2 separate regions of the Homo sapiens genome follow, and region 1 is linked to region 2. A link is an interaction called in ENCODE POLR2A ChIA-PET data of the cell type or tissue named here. Cell type or tissue: K562. All regions are shown on one strand. Links, peaks and the distances in the headings refer to the core of each region. The heading gives the core; the rest is flanking DNA. Region 1 overlaps CPA2 (carboxypeptidase A2). Region 2 holds the start of MIR182 (microRNA 182).

Region 1 (4,000 bases), core at 1-4,000, 500 kb before region 2:
AGCCCTCAGGGTTCCAGGCAGCAAAGTGATTTTTCTCTAGTCGGTTCTTTTGCTGAAATCTGGCTCCCAAGGGTCCTCCCTGGCCACCCGTTCAATCTCTTTAGCTTACTGAGTCTTTTTTTTTTTCCCCTCTCTCTCACTCAACAGCAATCATCACATCGCTGTGCCTTTTAACACAGCGCACAGTGGCCTGCCCAAGGGGAGGAGCCTGGGGTGCTGGATGGGGCAATACCAAAAAAGTCTGGATGGGTTGACTGCCAGCCCGTGTGACAAGAGAAGGGTTTTGTCTGAGAGCGCCAGCCATCAGGACCACTGGGACTGTCATGGATTTTGGTGGGCCTGACCCCAGAAAGGCAAAATAAGCAAGGAATATTAGGCAAAATGACCTTATTTGCTGTCCAAAGTGCCGTAGCTTGTGTAACCCACTCTCGAGCATGGATCCCAGCATCCAGCCAGATAGCTGGCTTGTCTCCTCCGGTGCTGAACTGCAAAAGCAAGTGTGGCAATGTGAACGGCTCCACTGCCGTGGCACCTGGTTGCCTCCTTTCTACCCTAGACCATCCTTCTCTGTCCCTCTCTCTATTCTTGATGTGATTGACAGAGAAGGAAATACAGACAGTGATGCTGTCGACTAACTCTCATTTAAGGAGAATTTTCTTTTGTCCCCTTCTTCGAATGCAAGTGTAAACACAGACTGAGGGGCATAGACAATTCTCCTCTGATGTTTGTAAAAAATCGTTGTAGATGATGACATGAAAATATCTTCATATGCTGAAAATTGGAAAAAAATGGATTACAAGATTTCATTTTTATTTTTAAAGAAACTAGTTCATTTATACATACACATACATATGAGAAAAAAGGAAAAGGAGAAGGAGGAAGAGAGAAAAGGAAAAAGAAAAGAGAGAAAAAAGTAGAAAAATATACAACAGATTGTTAATAGCTATTATCCTATAGTTGTGGAATTAGAATTATGAGGATTTTTTTTTCTTTTTTCTTTTCTCTATTTTCCAAATGTATGCAATAATAGTGTTTTGTTATAAAAATGCTTGTGATAACCTTTTGAGACCTTCATAAAAACAGGATAGCAAGCCTCCGGAGGTACTTTCCAGAGTTTAAATTTTATGATCTAAGTGACTTAGTTTTATTTGAAACAGTGGCTTTGCCAATTGGATCAGTAAATGGAGAGGAAAAGATTATTTTTGCACCATCAACTTCTATCTCTGTGCAGCATTCTAAACACAGCAGATAAGGTAAATGAGAAATGCAAATCCTTGCTAAAAATTACAGTTCATGGGTTCTAGGAGTTTTAGTTAAAAGTGTTTTGTGCCTTTTCCTCCAAAGAGCTCAAATGTAAAAAGCAGGGAACTTTCAAAAACACAACATCCTCCACCGCCGAACCACGCAGGAAAAGGGAAGGCCAGGGAAGACCAAGGTGGAAGAGAATCTGGGGTTTTCTGATCCAACTCGGCGCGGGGAGGGGGGGTGCGGGTAGACGAAATAAAAAGAAAGAAGGGAGGTAAACATTAGCAAATGTATCCTAGTGGTATAAAGTAGGCAAATCACTCCTCTCAGGCCTGCTTTGGGAAAAACGCTCTGGAGAAATCCATCTGTCCCAGTTAGTCAGTTGGTTCCCAGCCATAACGTTTCCAAATTTAGCGAGGAGTTGTGACATTACCTCTTTTTGGTTTTTTTTTCTCTTAAAAAACTCTTTCTAGGAAATCTGGGGAAATAATTTTCACTGTTTTTGAGGACAAAGTGCAAAGCTTGAAATTATGTGCACAAAGACTTCAGAGGTTACGAGATGGCGTAAAACCCTAACCTTTTTTCATCTATATCCTTTTTCAAAAGATCTTCGTTCAGGGCGTTTGTCTTTGCGGTTTAGGGTTTAGTTGTCCATCATCCTTCTGCATACGACCAGAACTCTTCTTTAAAAAACAAAAAAAAAAAAAAAAAAGAAAAAGAAAAAAATGCAGCTTAGGCAATTAGTGCTTTTTCTTTTTTAACTGGTGTGCGTGTGTGTGTGCGCGTGTATGTGTGTGTGTGTGTGTGTGTTTAAAGAGGAAAGAAAAAAAAGAGAAGGGGAGGGGAGGCAGAGAACTCCCAGCTTGAATTACAGCCCCCAGCCCCCAACCTCCCCCGGCCCGCACCTCCCCCTTCCTCGGCTCCTATTGGCGCATTTGCCCCGGTTCCCCAGGAGCTCATCTCTCAGGACGTGAGCATTAATTCACTCCTGCAGACCTGCGTCAGCTTGCTCAGGAACAGAGAGAAAGAAAAAGAAGGGGGCGGGGGTGGGGGAGTGGATACTCAAAACCAGCAAGGACCGGTTAGGAGGAAAAGAAAAAAAAAGTAATAAAAAGGAGCCTCTCTGTAGCACAAGCTGGGACTGCCGGCTAGCCTGGGAGGAGGGAGATTCTAGAAACATCGAGAGGAAGAACCGTCCCTGCACCGTGTACCTTGAGCACGTTCATAGGCCGGTTCTCAAAAGAAGAGCCAATATTCACTTTGCTCACTAGACCAGGGTGCTCAGCCACGAGGTTATCCATTTCTTGGGAAATCTGAAATGTTTCAAGTGAATAAATAGACATTTGCGAGTGAACCATCTGTTGCATGAGATCTGATCCCCTGGTGATTTTCCCCATTCCCTTGGGACACAGCGGAGGGGGCAGCGCGGCCCGAGCTGTAGGGTCGGAGGGTTTGGATCCAGCTGAGTGCTGCTGAGTCCGACGGTGTCTGCAGGGGCTGCAGCCCAGCCGGCTCTTTGCAGTTTTGTGCAAAGCAAAATGGCACACTTCCCTGAGGTACTTGTGGCTTTTGGCGACCCCAGCCCTGAGGTGGGGTTTCTCGCCCTTGTTAGCAGAGGAACACAAATGGTAGTGCCCCCTCAACCCCAAAATGGATGTAGAGGCGATCGCTACAAAATGTCTCCCGGCTAAATCAGGCCCAGGGACAATGGGGTTTCTGCTGCAGACGCACTAAGGCCACCGGCTACTCCAGCTCCTATTTTCAAGGCGATTGAAATTTTGTGCATCTGGAGAACCCAAGCTGTGTCCATTGCTGGGATTGAGACGTGTCCGGGCGCGTCTGGAGAGCTAGCGGGAGGAAGTCAGTCCCTCCAGCTGTTGCCAGTATTTGCACTCTGTAGGAGACAGACATCAGTTTGTCTGGGAGAGCGGGAGGGCATCTTGTTTGCTTCACTTCCTTTTCTTTCTTATTCTCTGTGCTGGTCCACAGTCCCCTATCTGAAACCCTTGAGGCCATATATATTTCAAATAAGATATTTTTTTCAGGGGAGAATTTTAGAAGGGTAATAGGAAGTATATATTATTACACACGGGACATTGCTCCGTATTCAAGCACATTAATATTATTTCTGGCAGTGAAACAAATGAGCAGTGAGGCAATTCAGGTCAGATTTTGCTCCCAAATGAGTTTAGGTTAAATCAGGTTTTTCCATCACATAAATTAGGAGAAAAAAATGTTTAAAGCTTTTTGCATTTAAAAACTGCCAACTTGGAGACTTGGTGCCTACCAGATACCTCTTCTCTGGCTCTTTCGTACTCCCCATGCCACCCCTTGGCCCTACAACCTCCATCCCCTCCGGCCCCTTTCCATCCCTCGACTCTTAAGTCAGTGCAGATAGATTCCCGTGGGCCTGGAGAAGAGCTCTGTGCCACAGAAGTAAATGCAGCACTGCCCAGGATCCCCACAGCAGCATGGAGTAGCAGATGCAGGAAGGGGATAGTCTCCACAGAAACAACAAAGCCCAAGAAAGACAGCAGAGACTTCATGAGGCTTTGCTGCCATGAGGTCTTAGAGAGCACATCCCTGTGAGGCAGAAGAATAGGGTCTGGAGGCAGGGAACCCAAGGCCAATTCAGGCTGACTCCCTAGAACTAAATCAAAAAGAAAACTCCAACTTTCCACGCCCAAGTAACAAAAGGACCAGAGGCTACTCCCTTTGCACCAACCCCCGCTTCTTGGCACGGCAGATGAAAAAT
Region 2 (7,174 bases), core at 1,610-5,609:
AATGGTGTCCAGTGTCAGGCAGGAACGCTGTCCCACTGCAGCGAAGGCCTTTCTTGCTGGAGCGGGAGGGTCACTGAGAAGCACTTTTTGCTTTGTTTTTCTGTTTGTCAAAAGCAGCGGCTCCCAGATGCCCGGGTTTAGGGCGTCCCCCATGTCGGGCACCTTGCTTGGCCTGTCTGGGTGCGTGGAGCGGCAGGAGGGGCAGCTCCCTGGAGGGCTGTATGAGTGGGTTTTCCAGACTCCCCGCCTCCCCCACCACTCCATTTGCTTATTCATTCCAGGCCATTATCCCAGCCTCTGCCCAGCCTCAGGCGGGTCGAAATGCGATCCGGCACCATTGATCGCCTGCAGCCCCAGGCTGCCGATGGAGCCCGGCTGGTGCGGCCACAGCTGGGTGGGGAGGAGGACAGGACCCCCCACATACACACTGGAGGAGGGTGGGAGTGGCCTCCTCAGCAAGTCCCAGGCTTGGGGGCTCCATGGGACCAAGAGAGCCCAGTGCTGCTGATGTCCCAAAGCAGGCCCGCCCACCCTCGGAGAGGCTTCCAGAGTCGTGCCTCTGCTCAGAGGCCAAACCTTCCCCACCAAGCCTCTCCTTTCGGGCAGAGGTGTCCTCCCCAGCGCCCAAGCCCAGGCTGCCGGTCCGGTCTGGGTGCCACCGAGGTCCTGGACTTGGCCCTGGGGATGGCCTGGATCTGTTTGCATCTTAAGCCATCATCCCATCTCACTCCACCCTAAAGGGCAGGCAGGATGGGAGGGGTGGTGGCGGTGGCGGCGGCAGCGGTGTCATTTTGGGGGCCCTGCCAAGTCAGCTGCTCCCCCAGCCGGGGCATGTTCGGAAAATGAGCCTGCTCATGGTGGGCCCATACTGCCCAGGAGGCTTGAGGGCAAAGAGTCCCTTCCAGGCTGCAGGGGAGGCATGGGGATGCAGGGTTGGGGGCAGGCAGCCTGCACCCTTGCTAAAGGCTTGAGATGCCTTCAGGACACTTCAACACCCCTTGGGAAAGGACCTGGCCTCATCAGGGGAAGTGGGAACACGGAAGTGTGCTGCCCTTGGGTAAGTGACTGGCGGTCTGGGGAAATGCCACTCCGAGAATCAGATCGCAGCCAGCCCTCAAAGGGTCTGGGTGTGTGCAGGGCTGCTGGGTGTGTGCAGTGGGTTCTGTGGTCAGGAGAGTGCCGTCTGGATGGGAGATATTTGGTTGGTTTTAGCTTGGCCCATTCCTGCCACTGACTGATGGCCCCAGAGGCTGCCTGTTCCCGTTCCTGGGTAGAAGGTCCCAGCGCCATTGTTTGTCCACTGCTTTTAGGGAAGAGGCCTTGGCAAGTGGAATGCTCTTCCTCCCTTGGACTTGATAGGGAGGAGGAATGTTTTGTGTAGCAACTTCCCTCTCTCCCTTTGGGGTGGGCAGCCTGTGAGCTTTAGGCTCTAGGGAATGGCTTGGGAGCATCTCTCTGGATTAAATGGAGCAGTGACGTGGGCTTAGTAAATAGCAAAACCCAGCCCACATTAGCCATCTCTTCCCCAGCGCCCAGGGGCAGGGCTCTCTGGCCTGGCTTGTGCTGGTTCCCAGAGTCCCTGCTGTCAGGTGCTGGGAGTGGAGGTGCCCTCGGGTTCCCTTGGGAGTGGTGACCACAGCTCAGGGCCTGGGTTGGATCCTGGTGGCTGCCCTAGGGATGGTGTCTGCTCCATGCCTGCCCACAGGAACTGCAGGTTACAGATATGAGGGGAAGGGAGGAGAGGAGGGGGCTGAGGAGGGACCGGGACCAGCAGGAAGGGGGACTGTGGGGTTGGGCCTCCACACCAGGGCGACCCTGCAGGAAGGACCTTGTCGCAGTTGCGGGGATGGGCGCCTCTGTCCTGGCCCTGCCTGGACCATCCTAACTGTCTCTGTCTCTTCCTCAGCACAGACCGAGGCCTCCCCAGCTCCTGGGGGGAGCTGCTTGCCTCCCCCCGTTTTTGGCAATGGTAGAACTCACACTGGTGAGGTAACAGGATCCGGTGGTTCTAGACTTGCCAACTATGGGGCGAGGACTCAGCCGGCACCCTGTGCACAGCCAGCGAGGGAAGGGCCGGCCATGCTGGACCTGCTGTTCTCCGCGAGGAAGGAGGGGACTCAGGTCCCGGACTGCTGGGTAGTGGCAGAGGGCAGGTGCAGCTGGAAGTGACACTCTGTGTTTCCCTGCATCCCCCTGAGGTCACAGGTCCTCAAGTCAGCTGGGAAGCCGTTCTCTGGCCCTCAGGGGTGCTGCCAAGAGGAGCTGGGGTCCAGCTCTGCTCCAGGCTGTGGCCCTGGAGTCTGAATCGAGGAGTGAGGGAACTGGGGGATGTTTGGTTTCAGGGCTTTGGCCTGGCTCCTCTGGGTGGTGAACCTTCTCACCCTCTCCCCTGAAAGGCCCTGTTCAGGGTGGGCTCTAGGGCCCCGAGGGAGGGTCTCCTAACCTTCCACAGGTCACTAAGAGTGGTTCCTTCCTGGGCTGCTGGCTGGGAGGATGAGGGCAGGGAGGGCACGCCGTGCATCACGGACATCCAGTGATCCTGCTGAGGCCATGGAGGGCCAGATGGGATAAGCCTCCAGAGATGTGCAGGAGGAGAGTGTACAAGTCACTTGTGTAAATGCGGGACTGGCCCCCTGGGGTGCAGGTGGCCCATGGGCTGGACCTCTATGCCTCCAGCATTCCACTTCATGGATTTGTTCCTCCTGACGCCTCAGAACCTGAGACAAAGCCTCCACTCACCTTCCCAGAGCTTGTGTTTGCAGTGGGAGCTCCCCTGAGCCGGAGCCGGGCCACAGGGTCAGAGTGAGTGGCACTTCCCAGAGAGTTGGGCTTGGTGGGCAGACCTGCTGGGGAAGCCCGGCCCTGGAGTCTCCTGGCCTGCAGATGGCTCAGGAGCCAGAGTGGGAGCTGCGCGTGTGGTTGAGAGGGTGTGGGTGCAGGTGTAAGTGTGTGTGTGAGTGTGGCCTAGCCCGCAGTGAACGGTGCAAATGCAAATGTGAAGGCCTATCCCCTGCTCCCCAGCCCTCGGCCTGCCAGCCTTCCTTCTCTGGTGCTCCCCATCCCCCAAACCCCTTCTATCAGCCCCCATCAGCCCTCCTTTCTCCTCACCTGCCCTCGGAGGGTCATGTGTGGTTCCATGACCCACCAACCCCTGTGGCTGGGCAGGGCGGGGCAGACATCTATCTGGTGGCTCCAGGCTCAACCGGCTCCGTGCAGCTCACTGCGCTCTTTTGGGGAGACACAGGCCGAGTAGGGAAGGTCTGAGCCGGCAGCTCTTGAGACAGAAAGAGAAGGGAACTGTTCTCCCGCAGGCTGCACTATGCATGTTACATGCCGTGAGCACAAGCAGACGCTGCGTAAACAGGCTGGCTCTGCAGGGCATGAAGAAGGCTGCTCTGAGCTAGGGCCACACGGCACCTGCTGGGACACAGGGAGGGGTGGGGAGTCCTGGAAGATGAGTGACCCTCAGGGAGAGGAGGAGACTCCTGTTGGAGAGCACACAGATTTCCTGGGGTCTATGCCGGGCTGGAAGGCTGGCCATCTTAAGGCTGCATTTGTTCCCGAACCTAAGGACCATGGGAGCCACGCAGCCAGAGGGGGTGTGATCAGATGTGTGTTCTGGTTGGATGGCTCTTGTGGCTGTGTGCAGAATGAAAGGAGGAGTTGGACTTGGCCATTAAGTCCACGATGGCAGAGGAAGCAGGTGCCATGGGAGAAGGACCTTGGATACATGCCCAGGAAGGTGAGTAGGGGTCTGCCAGAGACCAGGGCCTGAAACGGCTCTGCTCTCTGTTCTTTTTTTTTTTTTTTTTTGAGACTTGAGTCTTGCTCTGTCGCCCAGGCTGGAGTGCAGTGGCGCCATCTCGGCTCACTGCAAACCCCGCCTCCCGGGTTCACGCCATTGTCCTGCTTCAGCCTCCTGAGTAGCTGGGACTACAGGCGCCCACCACCACGCCTGGCTAATTTTTTGTATTTTTAGTAGAGACGGGGGTTTCACCGTGTTAGCCAGGATGGTCTCGATCTCCTGACCTCGTGATCTGCCCGCCTTGGTCTCCCAAAGTGCTGGGATTACAGGCATGAGCCACTGCGCCCGGCCTGCTCTCTGTTCTTAAGCTTGTAAATAACAAAACCAGGAGATGTGGGCTGAACGGTTTAGTGTAGTGATCAACAGCAGCATAATCGCGGTGCCCAAGTACTGCTAAGTGCTAAGCATGGAGGTAAGGTCAGTGATTAGAATGCGTTTTATAGTCCAAGCTGGCGTGGAGGAGCCTTGCATCATCTTTGTCCCCCGACCCACATAGCTTCATTTGGCTGGTACAGCTGCTGGTGCTCCATGCTGGCAGGAATAGAATTATTATGGGGCCTCAGCAGGGTGGGCGCTGAAGAAGAAATTGGGGGCTTTGGGCAGATTGAGTCACAGTAAAGCTATTGATCTTTGAGCACAGACTGTGCTACATTTTCATGATTTCAGTGAATCCTCACAACCACGGGCAGCGCACAGATGAGCAAACAGGATCAGGACAATGAAGTGTTTATAGCCAAGGTGAGTGGTGGAGCAGGGAACCCGGGCCCTGGCAACTGCTCCCAGAGGCTGCAGGCCCCGTGCCACACAGCCAGGGGAGGGGGCTGCACTGTGGCCAGTGGACCCTGACCTTCTCCCTGGTGCCCCTTTAGCCCCTGCAGAGACTTCTGCCTTTCCCTAGGATACATGGTTGCTGGGGGTGGCAGAGCTAGAACCAGGGTGGTGGGAAGGCAGGACTGATCAGTGGGATGGTCCCTACGGAATGGAATGTCCCAGCTGCCGTCACCACTGCCACCTCCCCATCTCTGTCCTGCCCTGCTCCACTGACCGTCCTCTGAGCTAATCTGACCACAGTATCCCCACCCTCTCCCTTGGGATAAGCCCAAGCGCCTTACCTGGTTTATGGGGCCTGGTATGACCCAGCCTTGCCATGCAAACTACCCTCCTGCTCCCCCCACCTGTCTTCCTGCTCGCCAGGAAGAAATTGTTTCGCCTTCCTCATGTGGCCTGCCCTCCCCGCCAGCTCTTCCTCCCTTCGAAGCTGGTAAGGCAGCATGTCTCAAATGCCCTGCACACACCTTCCCAGCCTGCCAGTGCTAAAACCACAGGGCTAGGGGTGAGGGTTGAGGTTAGTAGGTCAGCTTCACCCATCAACTGTGGAGGCTTTTTGGGTCCAGGCTGTATCTCACTCACACTTTCATGCCCAGGGCTGGCCTTGGCCTGGTATGGGGCCTGGCATGTGGCAGGGAGGCTGTGGAATTCCAGACCTGGGTGATGCATTCTGACTTCCACACTCTGCGTAACCTCTGACCTCAAGCATCTCCGAAAGTCTTGTCACCCCCCCAAGAGTCTCAGTTCCCGCAGTGGAAGGGACCCTCGTGCATGGGTAGCCCATGGGCCCCCTGAGGTCATAGGAAGGCCTGCCTGGCTCTGACCTCCAAAAGGGAGGGGCTGCCCTGGTGTCAGGGCCTAGGGCGTACAGATGGCTCCACAAGGCAGCTCCTCCAGGTCAGGCAGCTGGAGCCCGGGCACCTTTTGGAGCACAGAGTAAGTGTGCACAAAGTACCATCAAAACCACATGTGAGAGGTTTCCACAAAGACCAGCTTTCCAGCAGAAAGAAGATGGCTGCATTAAGTCCACCAATATTCATTTTTTTTTTTTAAGAGGCATCCAACATTCCTGCAGGGGAAGAGGCTGTTAGGGATGAACTCAGCTGTTCTTTTTTTTTCTTTTTGAGACAGAGTGTTGCTCTGTTTCCCAGGCTGGAGTGTGCTGGCACGATCTTGGTTCACTGCAACCTCTACCTCCTGGGTTCAAGCAATTCTCCTGCCTCAGCCTCCCAAGTAGCTGGGATTACAGGTGCCTGTCACCAAGCCTGGCTAATTTTTGTATTTTTAGTAGAGATGGGGTTTCACCATGTTGGCCAGGCTGGTCTCGAACTCCTGGCCTCAAGTGATCTGCCCACCTCGGCCTCCCAAAGTGCTGGCGTTACAGGTGTGAGCCACCGCGCTCGGCCCCCATCAAGATTCTTGTTAAACACTAACAGCAAAGGGCTGGGCTTGCTGCAGGAGGCATGGCACCCAATGCCAATGGGTCTGCCCTCCTGGTACACACAGCTCAACGCGGGAGCTGGGCTGGGCACGGTTACAAGCCCCACTGGGCAGTGTGGATGGGGCAGGTGCATGTAGTACAGACAGGAAGAGGTGCTGGGGCTGAAGAAAGGCATGGCCTCCAGGGCTGGGGTGGTGCATGGGCTCTGAGTGGAGGGAGCCACCTACATTGAGCCTGAGTAGAGAGAGAAGGGGGAAAGAGCAGGTCCCAGGGGGAGGAATACAGGGGCAAAGTGTGGTGCTTGGAAGGACAGGCTGCAGCCAACTTACAGCAGCAGATTCCTGGAGGAGAATCATGGGAGATGAAGGTTGTGAAGCCCTTGACGTTATCCCTCAGTCTGGGCTCAGTTTGGAGGGCACCCGTGCTGTGGTGTGCGCTGGACCAGACCAGAGATGGTCTGGCTATCCAGGTCCCTTCTGTGGCTTACTCGCTATATTGCTGTGCATTGGAAGACGTTTCAAAACATAAAATCCAGGATTTTTGGTTTTCGTTGGGGGCCACTCAGGAAATTCCAGTTCACTCCATTTCTGGAAACAACTCACCCATCTCCAGGAAAAATGGAAACTGGAGATTTTAGCTATGAAAGATTTGGGTGGTAATGTGAGGTTATTTTCAAGTAGTTGAAAGAATTCTAGTTCTCTATGACTTAAGAGAGCAGAAGCAGGGGCAGTAGCCGACCCCAGACAGGCATGTTCTATACATCACACAGAGCTTCCTGACTGCACCAATGAGGGCCTCGGGTCTGGACCCTCCATCTCTGGAGATGGCCAAGCAAAGGTGCTGGAGTGGGATGCCAACCTCAGGTGGGGACCAGATCAGATGCCCTGTCAGCATGACAATCCTAAGTTTATGTCGAGGCTGGTTCCTCACCCAAGTTGGGGCCTCTCACAACTCCCTAAATTCCCCAGCCATAATCTAGGCATTTAAAAATGTATATAATTGGGAGGCTGAGGCAGGCAGATCGCAAGGTCAGGAGTTCAAGACCAGCCTGGCCAATATGGTGAAACCCCGTCTCTACTAAAAATACAAAAATTAGCTAG

What was found. ChIA-PET counts read pairs that join two places held together with the same protein. Peaks named below come from ENCODE experiments on the same cell type or tissue, not always from the same donor. Only the 100,000 strongest peaks of a DNase experiment are listed, where the experiment ranks them.
Region 1: POLR2A ChIA-PET joins it to region 2 with 5 read pairs; 1 of 35 experiments calls an interaction of 5 or more read pairs at or near these places.

The regions. Positions count from the first base shown.
Region 1 is chr7:130,271,634-130,275,633 of GRCh38, reverse strand. It overlaps CPA2 (carboxypeptidase A2), which reads right to left. Exons shown (of 11, transcript NM_001869.3): 5 at 2,457-2,558; 6 at 387-485. Among named protein-coding and RNA genes, the nearest start is that of CPA2, 6.8 kb to the right of the region's middle. RefSeq lists enhancers at 2,002-2,653, 2,654-3,306. In K562, for the core only: no CTCF peak of the experiment used is centred there; DNase peaks (open chromatin) are centred at 2,253 and 2,964; H3K27me3 peaks cover 795 bases.
Region 2 is chr7:129,765,256-129,772,429 of GRCh38, reverse strand. MIR182 (microRNA 182) reads left to right here and starts at 1,938; the gene lies at 1,938-2,047. It overlaps LOC105375501 (a long non-coding RNA gene), which reads left to right and starts at 3,225. Exons shown (of 3, transcript XR_927963.4): 1 at 3,225-3,742; 2 at 4,472-4,543. RefSeq lists an enhancer at 924-1,787. In K562, for the core only: no CTCF peak of the experiment used is centred there; DNase peaks (open chromatin) are centred at 3,109 and 3,609; H3K4me3 peaks cover 2,100 bases.